Linked DNA regions of Mus musculus: region 1 is linked to region 2. The links are chromatin contacts, found by Hi-C in ENCODE. All regions are on one chromosome and are shown on one strand. Each heading gives the region's core, a stretch centred on a gene start or an enhancer-like site at or near the end of the contact. The rest is flanking DNA. Distances are from core to core; before and after follow the strand shown.

What was found. A loop is a pair of places that touch in the nucleus more often than their neighbours do.
Region 1: a map of left cerebral cortex shows a loop between it and region 2 (2.2-fold over the local background). The contact joins two enhancer-like sites. A Hi-C loop is called at or near these places in 3 of 37 maps with a recorded cell type or tissue (CH12.LX, left cerebral cortex and regulatory T cell).

What each region holds. Positions count from the first base shown.
Region 1 is chr15:10,871,422-10,878,283 of GRCm38, reverse strand. No RefSeq gene overlaps it. Among named protein-coding and RNA genes, the nearest start is that of Gm19276, 46 kb to the right of the region's middle. Within about 2 kb of position 5,549, at least 1 of the 3 ENCODE cell types and tissues checked has a DNase peak (open chromatin) inside an H3K27ac peak, as active enhancers do.
Region 2 is chr15:10,745,748-10,752,699 of GRCm38, reverse strand. The region is part of intron 2 of 4930556M19Rik (RIKEN cDNA 4930556M19 gene); the gene reads right to left. Among named protein-coding and RNA genes, the nearest start is that of 4930556M19Rik, 34 kb to the right of the region's middle. Within about 2 kb of position 5,169, at least 1 of the 3 ENCODE cell types and tissues checked has a DNase peak (open chromatin) inside an H3K27ac peak, as active enhancers do.

The DNA of each region.
Region 1 (6,862 bases), core at 4,300-6,799, 130 kb before region 2:
ACTTTGTGCTTTCTGGGCTTTGTAATGCATAGAAAAGTAATCAAGTCACTATTAAAATTTAAGATCTTCGCTCATGCAATCCTTTTTTAAGAAATCACTTCACATTGTGTTCTTCAGGAGACCCTGTACATGAGATGGATGGGTAGCTTCCACTGTCAACCTGACACAACTGGATGCAGGGGTCCAACTGAGAAAGTGCCTCCATCCCATTGGTCTGTGAGCATGTCTGGGGACATTTTCTTGATTGTTAATTAATGTGGGCAGGTGCCGTGTGGACAGTTCTACTCCTGAGCAGGGACACCTGGGCTCTGTAAGAAAGGGAGTTGAGCAGCCCAGTGAGGAAGCAAGTAAGCCAGTAAGTAGCCTTCCTCTGTGGTTTCTGCTTTAAGCTCCTGCCTTGAATTCCTGTCTTGGCTTCCTTTGACAATGGACTCAAACTGCAAACTGAGATAAACCCCTGTCCTCACCAAGTTGCTTTGAGTCACAGAGTTTACCACAGCAACAGAAAACAAACTTGAGCAATCTTAAAAGGATGACAATGCTCATCAGATAAGAGCCCTGACTGCTCTTCCAGAGGACCTGGGTTCAGTTTTACAGGGCAGCTCCCAACCAGCAGGGACTCCAGCTCCAAGGGATCTGATGCCGCTTCAAGCCTTTTTGGGCACTGCACATATGCGGCACATAGACATACATGCAGGCAAAACACCCATACACATAAATAATATAAATAACTAAAAGCTGGAGAGATGGTTCAGTAGCTAAGGGTCACAATGCAGTAAATAGCAGACAACTTTACACAAATGTAAAGCTTGAATGGTATATTTTTATGCATCATTCAGAAAGCTGGTGTGTACATAACAAAGCAAAACAGCAAACTTGCAGGAGCTGGGCAGTGGTGGCGCACGCCTTTAATCCCGGCACTTGGGAGACAGAGGCAGGCAGATTTCTGAGTTTCTGGCAGAGTCCAGCCTGGTCTACAGAGTGAGTTCCAGGACAGCCAGGGCTACACAGAGAAACCCTGTCTTGAAAAACCAAAAAAAAAAAAAAAAAAAAAAGGAAAGAAAAGAAAAGAAAAGAAAACTTACAGGATCAGATATATGTTCCCTCTGTCCTGACCAGTCATATGTGTTTGTTCGTAAGGTATTTTGTGAGCATATCACATACCTTATATACTGTACAAGTCTCTTGGGAAGAGTGGATGAACACAAAACAGATATGAAAATCCTGCTCTCATTGACTCCATGGTCCAATAGAATAATAGAAATTTCACAGGAAATCGCATAGATGATTGTTTTACTATAGCAACTACACCTACTACAAAGGACTTGCTTATTTCATATTTTCTGACCATCTTCCAACTTGCCCATTTTTAGGACAGTTTAAGCCATGACTCCATTTCTTTTCTCCAGTTTTTACATCAGTATCTTCTCTTGAGACTGGCTGGCTCTAAAAACTCACTTAAATAGAATACAGCAAATGATGTTTTATGATCCCTGAGTCTAGACACATTGGTTGTCTCTTCTTCATTCACAGATTACCCTAAATCAACCAGTGTTTATTGTTCATGGCTGTCTGTGGGCTTGTAATTTGGAACTGGCACAGCTAATTTCAGGATCCCTCTTGAGGTTTATAAAGATATCGGATAGGACTGGCCTCACTGAGGACTGACAGGCTAGAGGACCCACCTCCGAGCAGTTAACTCTGCTCACATGCTGCTGGCAGAAGTCTTCAGTTCCTTTCCGGCTCGGCTTGTTCCATGCCATGTGACTTTCTCAGTAGTGCTATTAAGGGTCATGGAGGCTGGTTTTCCCCCCACAGTAAGTGACTTAACAGAAACAGAAAGAGGAAACCACAATGTAGTGATTTAAATATTCCGAGGTTAATAACTAATACTGGGAAAATTAATATGGTGGCAGTTACTTTTTAACCAGCTATTACCCAAAGAAAAGGCACAGAGACCCTTAGAATTATAATAAGCTTCAGAGCACTGGCGCTAGCAGGCATCAGCCCTCTTATGTATTTTCTCTGTTCTCATGCCTTGAGCCCCAGTATATTACTTGCCATATTCGTTGATGTTGCTCCTGCTTCGTCAGGCCAGGTCTCACAGCCACATGCTGTGTCCATATTACCCCATGGTGACTTCTTTCCCCCTCCTCCTCCTCCTCCTCCTTTCCTCGATCTCTCCTGGTTGTCCCTACCAGTGATCCCAAGCCTGGAAACCAAAGCCTGCCTGCATCTCTTCTGCCCAGCTATCAAGTGGCTGTCAGCAACTTTATTAACCAATCAGGAATAACTGGGTGGTAAGGTTTACACAACAAAGGCTGATGTATGTGAGAATCTGCTCGTCTTGGAGCAACCAGATCTTGGGATGCAGAATTTAGCATTTGAACCCATAGAAATAGATCAAACCCCACCACAATGTCTTCATATCCTAAAGTTGGGAATCAAATACCAGAACTCTGTCTTATTTGATTATTTAGAAATGAGTCACCATTATTACCACCCACATTTAAAAGATAATTGACCTGAAGATAATTAAGCTCTGCAGATCAAAGGTAAGATTGTCAGAGTATTTGTGGGCCTGTCTAATACTACCACAGCAGGCATGAAAAAGGATGCCACTTCATAGCCGCTTGAGTGCCAGGCAGCAAACAGATAACACCAACAGTAAGAAATGTGAGTGCAAACAAATAAATGTTCATGTCCCTCCCAAAGTCACTTGTCTAAACTTGACCACTCTTAGGATATGATTAAATTATGGGAGCAAAGACCTAGAATAGCATTAGTGTCCACAGGGGGAAAAAAAAAAGAGTCCAAAGAGAAATCTCATTCCCCTTCTGCTTGTGAAGTTTCAGTAAAAAGATGGCTGACCTGGACCATCCCCAGACACTGAAACTCCAAGAAACTTGGTCTTAGACTTGACAGCCTCCAAGGCTGTGAAGAATAGGCTTCTATCATTTGTGAGCCACCTAGTCTATAGTATTTTATTGTGTGTCTTAAGACAGTGAGTAAATTATTCCATATAACTTCAGCCATGTTATTGAGACCTCACCAACACTACCACCACCATCTCTGAGTGCTACCAACTGCTCAGAGAACATCTCTCCTGGCAACTTTTCTAGCTCCTGAGCATAAGTTGTGTCTACTTCGGTCATAGACTTCCTCTTCATCAGATGGCACACTATGTGCCACAGAGATTACAGCAGGGATTCTCCGGGTCAAGGACAACTTTTCTGCTGCTTGAACATAGATAATTTGTTTTGCTCTTGCAAGCCCTAGGTTCATTATTCCTCAATTTAGGAGACAGGTGTAAATGAGGCTTACTGGGGGCTGGAGAAATGGTTCAGGTTAAGAGCAGTGGCTGCTCTTCCAGGAGTCCTGAGTTCAATTCCCAGCAACCACGTGGTGGCTCACAACCATCAACAGTGGGATCTGATGCCCTCTTCTGGCATGTAGGTATACATGCAGATAATGTACGTGCGCGTGTGCGCGTGTGTGCGCGCGCGCGCACACACACACACACACACACACACACATAAAATCTTGAAAAAAATGTTGCTTACTGATGAGTGCCATAAAACATGGCTCTCAATACATGTTCTAGGCTACTGTTTTTTATTTTCATCATTATTATTTTTATTTTCATTGATATATATATACATATATATGTATGTATGTGTGTATATGTGTGTATGTGTGTATATACACCTTTTCCCAGAGCTTCTGACATAAGTTCATGCTATGAAAACCTGGTCTCACAAGTGTAGTGTTAACTCCTCCTTGTAGTTCATTAAGACTTTGTCAGACATTTTCAACTTCCATTGATTTTTACCTCCTGAGTTTCTATTATCCTCTGCTTTCAAAACCACTCAAAGGACATAACATATTAATAAATTAGAAGTAGATTAAAGGCACATATTACAAAAATTGAGACACACACAAAAGTAAACTCTTTGTAAATAGCTGGCTGTAAACTAACATTGGGAAAACTCATGCAGGCCACATCCTATAACTATATAAAAGGTAAACTTTCTATACACAAAAATCAAAACTAAAGGTTAAGAATTCTGAGGCAATACTTGTTCTAGTATAAAACAACAGGATCTGATATCCGTGTGTGTCAATAAGAAGGAAATATTTTAATCTAACCAATAAGAAGGAGAAAAAAGATGAGTGATTAATAAAAGACAAATCACATGCATAAAGTAACAGAAATTAAAAATGAAATATTTTTATAGAAACAGAACAAACGACAGTCACTGGGAGCTCCCTGTTTTCACACATCCAGACTAAATACAATATTATTTACAAAACATAAAAGTGTGTTAGCATGAGCAGTCACAGGCTTGCTGGACACCATGAGCTACACCCTTCTAAGGTTCCTGAAGATGGAAAGTCACCAAGGCTCAGTTGATTGTGATTTTCCTTTTCTGTATGTCCCACAGGCACAGTCCTGCAGCTCAGCGCCAAGGAGAGGGTTTTTGGCTCTGCCCCTGTGCCCCAGAGAAGCCCAGCAGCTTCTAGGAAGGAGGAAGTCCGGTCTTACTCATCTCTTTTATCTCTCACCCTGCTCAGGGAATGTCAGTTCCGTTGAATTTAAATTTGAGATTGCTGAACGGCAAATAATAACGGTGATTTAGGTTCAGCAATCATGCTTTGAATATGGTAGATTGGTTTATAACACAGAACCTTAGGAAAAATAAGCTTGGAAGAAAACACACACCCATGTCCATCCCAGTGCCGTATCGTAAGTCAAATTAAAGAGGAGCACACTGCCAGAGTCAGAAATGCTGTGTTGCTATCATGGTATGAGTGCTGGCGTTGGGTAGGGTGTGCCGCCACAAAAGCCTGCTTTTCCTGGCCCGTCCCTGTTCCAAAATGCGTTTAGCACACTTGAGGCATTTGTTACCGCAGCAGCCAGACCCTTGGGACCCGTTTGCTGTTGTACTTCCATTTACTGTGGTTTATAACAGAATACCTGAGACTGAGTACGTTATAAAACAAGAAGGGCCCTGCTCCTGTAACTATCCGAATCTGTGAGAATGACCTTAGTCCACTTAGGAGTGCAGTGTTCTTATACCATGATAGAAAGGCTATTAAAACTCAGTGTGAAGTTTTAGAGTGACCATTCAGATCACAGCATTTCCCTTGACATGAAATAGAGGAAGAGAAAGGGGAATGTGGGTGCATGAAAGAAAGAGGCGGCAGGAACTCATCCTATCCACGGTAAAAGGAGGAAGAGAATGGGTAATAAGATGTCTGGGGCTTTTTTGACCAGTGATAGAAGTAAAGGGAGATGTTTGATATTAGAGAAAGCCTATGAATGTTTTTTGAATTTGTTAAAAATGTAAGATGAGAAACAATAAAACAAAATCAAAGAGAGGAAAGAATCCGAATTGAGGTCAGCAACAGCCAAGAACGGTGCTGTTTTTCTAATCATTGGCCACGGTGGATTGTCAAGTTCCTTGTCTGGTCTCAGTGGGAGAGGAAGAGCCTAGCCTCACTAGCCTCGCAGAGACTTCAAGTGCCAGAGTTGGGTGGATACTCAGGGGGACCCCACCCGCTCAGAGAAAGAGAGGAGAGGGTATGGGGGAAGGATTGGGGGGGGGGGGGTGACCGAGAGAAGGGCAGTGAGCTGAATGTAAAGTGAATAAGTAAAAAGTAAAATTAAAAGTTAAAAATAAAAATAAAAATAAATCCTCAACAGTCTACACCACTAGGTGGCGATGTAGAACAGCTGACAGTCTGGCAGCCGATTAGTTGGCCTTTACGGCGTGCTCCGTCCACCCACCAAGAAAGATTCCAGTTTCTATATTGAACTTGCATGCATTTTAATATTAAATGCAATTTATCAATGTTCATTATAATTGTTCAAAATGGCGGCCCAAAACAATGGGTGTTGTAACTGTCTGACTGATTGTTTCCCCCAATTGTTTAAGACTTTACACTTTAACCTCGTACTTACTTATTTACTTATCTATTTATTTATTTAACTTCTTAGGAACTTGACATGACTTCTGTGTTGGAAATTTCATTCTAGACAGGTACTTCTTACCAAAAAGATGAGACGATAAGGTATTGTGTCTGAACAATTGGCTAGTTGGGCTTTGGAGAGAGAGAGAGAGAGAGAGGAATAGAAGTGAGGTGGGGTGGAAATGGGGTGGGCACAGGGGTAGAGGTAAGAGGGGGGCTGCAGAAATATCATGTTTGGTAACACTTTTTTTCTTTGCGAGATGACCATTGAACAAGCCAGGCTAGACCACGGTGGTCTAGATAATCCTAAATTTCCACATCTCTTCCTGCGCTGGCATTTCTCATTTTGTTTAATATCCCCGTGAGGCTGAGTGTTTCTGTTCAGCAAGAAATATAAGAAATATTTATATAACTTTCTAGGAAGAATTCCTAAGGTAACCTCATACACATCACACCGTGAAAACTATCAAATAATCGTGTATTTTCCTAGTCATATGTCTTGAGAGGTGTGTGTCTATGAAGAAAGAACAGATAGTGAGAGAAGAGCCAGAGAGTCCGTTTGGTGATTCCAGCTCTTTGAGTGAGCTCATCTTTAGTCTTTAGTCCCCAGGGTCTCACATGTAATGTCCCACAGAATCTGCTGTCCTCCTGGGGAGGGAACTACGAAGCGTACGAAGCTGCAGCTGTTTATTTGGAGATCTGAGTGTTTGGAGGTGCATTTTGGGAAAGTAGGGAAGCTTTTTTGGTCCATAGCAGATTCTCTCTCTCTCTCTCTCTCTCTCTCTCTCTCTTTTTGTGTGTGTGTGTGTGTGTGTGTGTGTGTGTGTGTGTGTGTGTGTGTGTGTTCTAGCTCACCCTTAGCCTGAAGACTCCTGGAGGACATCTCTCC
Region 2 (6,952 bases), core at 3,920-6,419:
TGGATATAAGGTCAGATGCAGAGGTTGATTGCAAATGTCTATTCAAAGAAACCACTAGGTAACCTTGACTCTTGGGTCTCTGCATTTCACCCTTCCATAATCACAGTGCTCTAGCCAGAGAGCATCAGTCTGCGGGCTCCAAGACATAGGTATAGCTGCCTCAAAACACCTTGGTTCACAGAGTCATTTCCAATCCCTATGAAAGCTAATCTGACCCTCTGGCACATTCACAGAAGTGGTACGTACGGCATGGAGTAGTAAACCTGGCTTCTGGGCTCACCTCTCAGCTAGCAGACCTCTCAGAGACAGATCACAGAATGGCAGGCTGGTCAGATTCACTAAAGGAAGTCTTCAAGAGTTTCAAAATCAAGCACATGTTTTGGGGGATGAGAGAATGAAATGTTATGATCCTGGTGTCAATAAGTTGCAAGATGGGTCGGGGTGGAAGAGCTTGGAGACAAGAAGACCATACGGCAGTTATTTGAATATAAGCTTTGACAGCTGGAAATGATGGGGCCATGGTTAACCTGACCACTGATTACTTCAATAAAATAAAATATGGCTCAGGAAAAATCACTCTTAATCACCATAGAAACATTTCTTAACTCAGAGTTCAGAACCAAGCCTAAGATGTTTGGTATTATGTGCTATTTGTATTTTGCTATTCTAGCCCTCTTTGCTCAGTGGCTGCCCAACTCCCTGCTTTGAAGTTGGAGCTAGGATAACCTAAACTAATAGCAGGAAACCCATACTATAGGTAGGTCTCCTGCTGTCCTACTTTAACTATTACATCGGGCATTGTAAATCCTCAGTCCCTGAAGCTAGGCAAAATCTATCTGCTCATCTGTTGTTAATAAGGTTGATTGGGTAGCTGAGGTCATGGTTGTTGGTCTAAATCCATCGCACTGGGCAGTCAGCTTCATTGCTCCTTGACCACAAACCATATCCTCAGAAGACTCCTTCCTCAGTTTCAACTATGTGAGGGTTAGAAGACCAGAAACCAAAGTCTCTCCCTGGCTTGGGAACAAAATGAAAATTCTATCAGTCTTCCAACATCTCCTCCTTCATCCTGTTTCTGAGATGGCCTTCTTCCCATGTTTATGTCCTCTGCGCAATGCTGGCCTTCCATATTTGGTATCCTCAGGCTTGCTTTCACTTAGAATGAAATAATATTACTTCAACACCTTTGTGTGTTGTGAACAGTTCTGTTAGAACGATGACCCAGGCCTGAAATACTCAAACAGCAGGAGGATCAAAAAAAGTTCATATAGCCCAGGATACCAAGTGAGACCTTGTTCAAAACAAAAGGCACAGAAAACCACAGTGAAGCCAAGTACACTGCCTTCTACATCACAAAGCTTTAGGTAAGGAAGTGAATCACCATGCTAGGACTCGATAGGCTAAACAACAGGAAGGACTGGATAGGCTAAACAACAGGAATTTATCTCCCAGCTCTGTAGTCTGACAATTTCAGTAGGCTTAGTTTCTTAAGAGACATGACTCTTACTGTATATGCCTGTGAAAAATCTCTCTCTCTCTCTTCTCTCTCTCTTGCTCACTCTTTCACTCTCTCGCTCTGTGTGTTTGTGTGCGCGTGTGCACACTAACCTTTTCTTCTCTTCTCATTAGAAGAGTCAAAGGCAAACAGAACTCATTCATGTGAATCAAACGATGACTTTTATCTTAATGATCTCTTTATAGGGACTGTCTCCAAATACTGCCATCTTTTTAAGATACCAGATTAGAATTTCAACATGTGAGTGTAGAGGGCATAACAAAGAACTTACCAGGCAACTCTCAAATTCAAAGGCTAAATACATATCCCATTGCTTTGTACAACAAATATGAGCTAATAAAAAAAAATCAGCTTTAACTCCAAACCAGATACAGAAAAAGACTTTAAATTCCTCTTGGTTATATGTTTCCCAAGTTCTAAACCTGTTCTTTGGGCCTAACAATTATGAGACTCCTAAAATATTCAAGGCACTATGTTGAATTTGCTAGAAAGTTACTGTTGACTCAAATACGGTTTTCTTTTGGCATCTGTTATTCCAGGTCTCTAATGCTGAGCCAGTTTTCTCTCACACAGATTTAAAGGCAGAACTCCTGCTTAGAGCATCTCAACTGGCAAGGGAGAAAAACTTACCCCGAACACCAGCCTACACTGCTGAATTTAGATTCTCCCAGAGCAGGAAGACTTTTGAAGTCCTACAATCCATCACACCCCCTCACTTCACAGTAAGGAGACTAGGGCTTAGAAATCCAAATGATACAGTGGAGCTTTGGTGGCTAGCATATAGCTTGAACAAGACATACCTGGCTTGGAGAACTGGCTCTAGCATTTGTCAAATCATTTGTTCTACACCCCTGTTTCTTCATTTGCAAAATAATAATAGGAACACCCAATCTCACAGAGCTTTGTAAGAATTGTGTAGCTATTTCCTCTGAGTGGAACCATTCTCTCCTGGAGGAAAGAGGGAGGTTTAGAAGGGGCTGAAGTAAGTGGAACTAAAAGGCTCAGGAAACTCATGAGGCTGACACGATTCAAATGGCCCCTCCCCAAAGAGATGTAACTGGTACCAACTGTAGAGAGAGGAGACTGGCACTCTGAGCTGCCTAAAAGTTAGGTAGGAAGCTCCAAGGATATTTTCTTCATGATTCCTCACACATGCTGAGGTGGGCTTTCCAGTGACCCGGCTGCCTTTGAGTCAATCATACCTCTGTCAGTAGCCCCTTACTCCTATAAATAACTCTAGTAAGCCCGTTGGCTCGCTAAGCTAAGTGTGGGTGGAATCATTCCTGTGGTCTGTCTTTGGTGCCCTGTCTGGAATGAGAGGTTATACAACAGGGGGGTGAAAAAGTATAAATACACAGACTTTGGAGTACAGAGTGAATCCCAGACACTTGATAAAGGTCAAGTATATTTATGTCAGTACTGGGAGGGATACAAGAGACTCCCTGTGGAGTAGATGCTTCCTCTGGCTCTTGGAGATTCAGATGCAAGCCAGCCCCTCGTTTGTCAATAAAGCCCTAGAAAGAGTTTCTCACTTGATGTGGGATTTTGAATAGATGACTTCTAATGTTCTTTCTTCACGGTCACTTAAAAGCCAAGAAAACTATTTGATTTATGGCACTTTCTTAGACAACATTTAATCTACTCTGCATTACCATATACACGAAGCAGCATCTCTGGAGGTACTATTTCTGATTCATTATGCTAAAAATGTGCCTCCATTTGTTCTCTTGTTCATTCATTCACTCACTAACTCATTCATTCACTCACTCACTCACTCATTCATTTACTCATTCGTTCATTCACTCATTCACTCATTCATTCACTCACTCATTAGCTCATTCATTTATTCACTCGTTCATTCATTCGCTCATTCATTCACTCATTCATCCATTCACTTTCTACAATTGCAATGATCTTATAACATTCTCGGTTCTGTGTTAGGCACAGTAAAAAACAAATATAAACCAAGGCAAGCTTCATCGAGGAGCTTCGGTTCATCAGCTGAAGGACACAGAGAAGTTAACTCAGCTTGTACACGGCAGTGCCTTGAATAAAGAAAAGAATAGAAGCATATAGCAGGTGGTGGGTGAGTTCTGGACTTTATCTCTGTGATCAGTTTCCGAAGATGAGGAGAGCAAAACTGAGTTTTAAAAGAAAGATCTGCTATTTCGTGTGGATGAAATGATATCGACAGAGGTAACAGAATGTCAAGGAATCAGGGATCAGTGACACAAACGCTGAGTTTTAATGGTCAGCTTTGCTTGGATTGAAAGGTCACAATCGGACTTTATTTCTGGACGTATGTTTACTTAATGCAGTGTACCTGCCTACTTTGTCCAACCCACCTAGCCTGGGGCTCTTCCCTGCCTCCTTCTAATCTTTCAAGACATTGGCAGGTAGACAACAATATCAATCAAATGAGTGACATCTTTCCTGCTGTCATGTCTAGACTGTCTCTCTCTCTGAACTCTTGCTACCTCACAAGAGAGAGATAAAGTGACACACACAATGTCATCCTTAACCTTTCTGATTTATGAACTAGCCTCCACACCGAATGCTATTTCATCTCAAGACAGGCCTGGGCTTCTTGGTGACATGGTCTGCGGTTTTACATCTTGGTAAAAAAGAAATTTGATAAATTATCAACCATACCCAGTCTATGCCTGATAATTACAAAACCTGTTGGAAAAACATACCCCGAAAAGACTTTTTTATCTGAGCCTAGAATAGCTCAGTCTGATGATTTCATGGGGCATTCTACTTCTAATTTCTACATCACTGGATAATTTCAAAAGGGCTGTACTGGGCAATCCTGAGTCAGTCACACACTTGATTTACAGCCTTTTCAACTTTTACAGTGGAGTGGAGAGGTGAGTCCCGTGTTATCACATAGCATTTGCAGGTTGCTGAGCTTCAAGCCATCCTGTCACAAAATATCAACTGCTGTGAAAAAATATACATGTAAAGAAGCCACAGTAGATGGAACAATAATAGCATATCCCATTTTATATCTAAGCAGCAGTATACACCTCCGAATATTTCTAAGTTATATACAAATGCTTTAGAAAGCAAAGATGGTTTCAAAATTAGAAACACACCCTTAGCCTAATTTAACAGATTGTGGCAAGATATTTTTTTCTCTTCTTTAAATTGGCAGGTCGTATTTATTAAGTCTTAAGTGAGACTTCTCAGATGCGAACAAATGCATTAAAATAGTGGGGTTTTTTTTCCCCTAGGGTTGGATCTAAGCCAAATTAATGAGAAATGAGGAAATGACTCATTGAGAGCATGAGATACTCCACATTTTAGAATTTATATTTTCCCCTCCCACACTCACCCAGGAGTGGGCTCCAGCAAAGTCTCCAGCAACACATACTGCCTGACACCCATGCACACGCAGGAGCCAACCGAATAAAGCGCACCGTGCTAAAGACATATGAGCAGAGTAAACTGGTCCTGAGCAAGCCACATCAGATAACCACTCACTGTACTAGATGGTTTTCTCAAATTCTTTGTAGCCCACGTGTAAGAGAGGCTCTTGGCGTCAGTGTTGGATAATATGTAATATCTTTGGGGCTTTGATTAGCAAGCTTTGGCCTATCCGTTTCCCCTTGAACAAGAGCATGGATTTCAGCACACAACATCTGTAAGCAACAGAAACAGTGGGGGAGGGAGGCGAGGCCAGTGATAAAGATGCTCTGTCCCAAAGCCTCCGTGTCCTGCATGGACTCCAGACAGAACATAAAGCTGCTCGTTAAAAGCTGCTTTTAAAAGAAAAGGCTGGGGATCCCAGCAAGATAGGCAGTGTTCTGGGCTAAGCTATTAGACCAGATTGAAAGTAGTTCCCTTTTTAATAATGAGAAGAAAAGGCCTTTTTTTCCCCACCTTGATCATGCATCCAACCTCAATTAAATGTGACAGGCATGGAGAGAAATCTGCTATTGGGAAGAAAATGAAAGTAAATACAACTTGGATAGAAAAAAATAAAATAAAATAAAATAAAGGAAAGGAAAGGCTAACCAAAAATTAAAAAATCACAAATGGGGAAGGAAATGTGTTGGAATTGTTACAAAAGAAACAATAATCAAAAAATGTGAGCAAGCTGGTACAGCAAAGATTATAGATGAGGCGCTGAAAAAGAAAACAGGGGTCTGTGGAGGAGAAAGGGAAAGGAGGGGAGGGGCAGGAACACAAGGATGGCGTGTGCTATTATGCGTGATAGATGGCCCATCCATCTTTAAGGCAGTTTTAGAAGAATGAGCTATTGTACCATGGGAATTCTAAGACTGCCCACTGAAGAGATTGTATAATCCATTGCATTTTTTTGTAGGAAAATAAACAAACCACAGACCCAAACACTATTCATGAAACAGGACTGCCTGCCCACCAGTAAACAATGGCTCTCCTTAACAATAGAATGTGTTCCTGGAACATCACCTACAACCCCCAGGGGAAATCTATCAGCAAAGGATGCCAGTAGGTCTCACATCCACTTACAAGGAAGCCTGTCTGTGATCTGCAACAATTCATCAGGCTTTTGATATTGCTCTGAATGTATAATACTCCCATCAACCAATACACTTCTTTGCTGACTGCAAACACAAATGTGTAAGCTCCTTTGGTGGACAGGGACTCTAAATTCCAGCTGTACTTCTGGAGGTTATGATCTTTGTGCCAAAGCACAGATGCCCACCCGCCTGCTCTATGGAGGATTACAAATGGATTCCCCCAAGAGAGGTCTGACAGCACACAGACTTGAGGATTCTGAGGCTCAGGGTTTGAAGATGGAAGAGATTTGAGCTGAGATTTTTCTATATTGATGAAGTTGAAGGTTAAGCGCTCTCTCTTGAAGTCACACATGGAACTCTGCCTCTGCTTGTCTATGTGACAAGAATGCAAAGTCTCAAGGGACTTGCAAGCTGACTCGGTAGAGAACACATACAAGCCAATAATTATAACTCATTGAATAAAGAGGTCTTGCTTTGCCTTTTCAAATTGCAGGATGTGGTTTTAGCATAATTTTTATAAATCCTGATTCAGCACCATGTGGACTTGCTGTTCTATGTAACCAGGAGATGCAATTACAGGCAAATAAAATGTTTGAACAACCTCTTGGTGGTGATCTCTTTAGGGTAATTTTGACCCTCACAGTGGTTGCCTAGACTCCAAATCAGGAGAGAGAAACTTCATTTATAGCTGCATCCTAGTGACCTTTCAGCTCAATGCTACCTTTAGGTAGGAATGAATTGCGACTTCTCACCCACCTACAAGCTCAGTCTGAATATGACTCTAAGAATGCAACCGAACCCCAGAAACCCAGTTGATGGGGATGAAAGTTGAAACAACCACTCTGGGAGATGCCTGGACAAGCATCTCTCAATTTGTTCAGATCCTTAACTCAGAAAACTTACTTCTGTGGCTTCGGACATAGCTCTG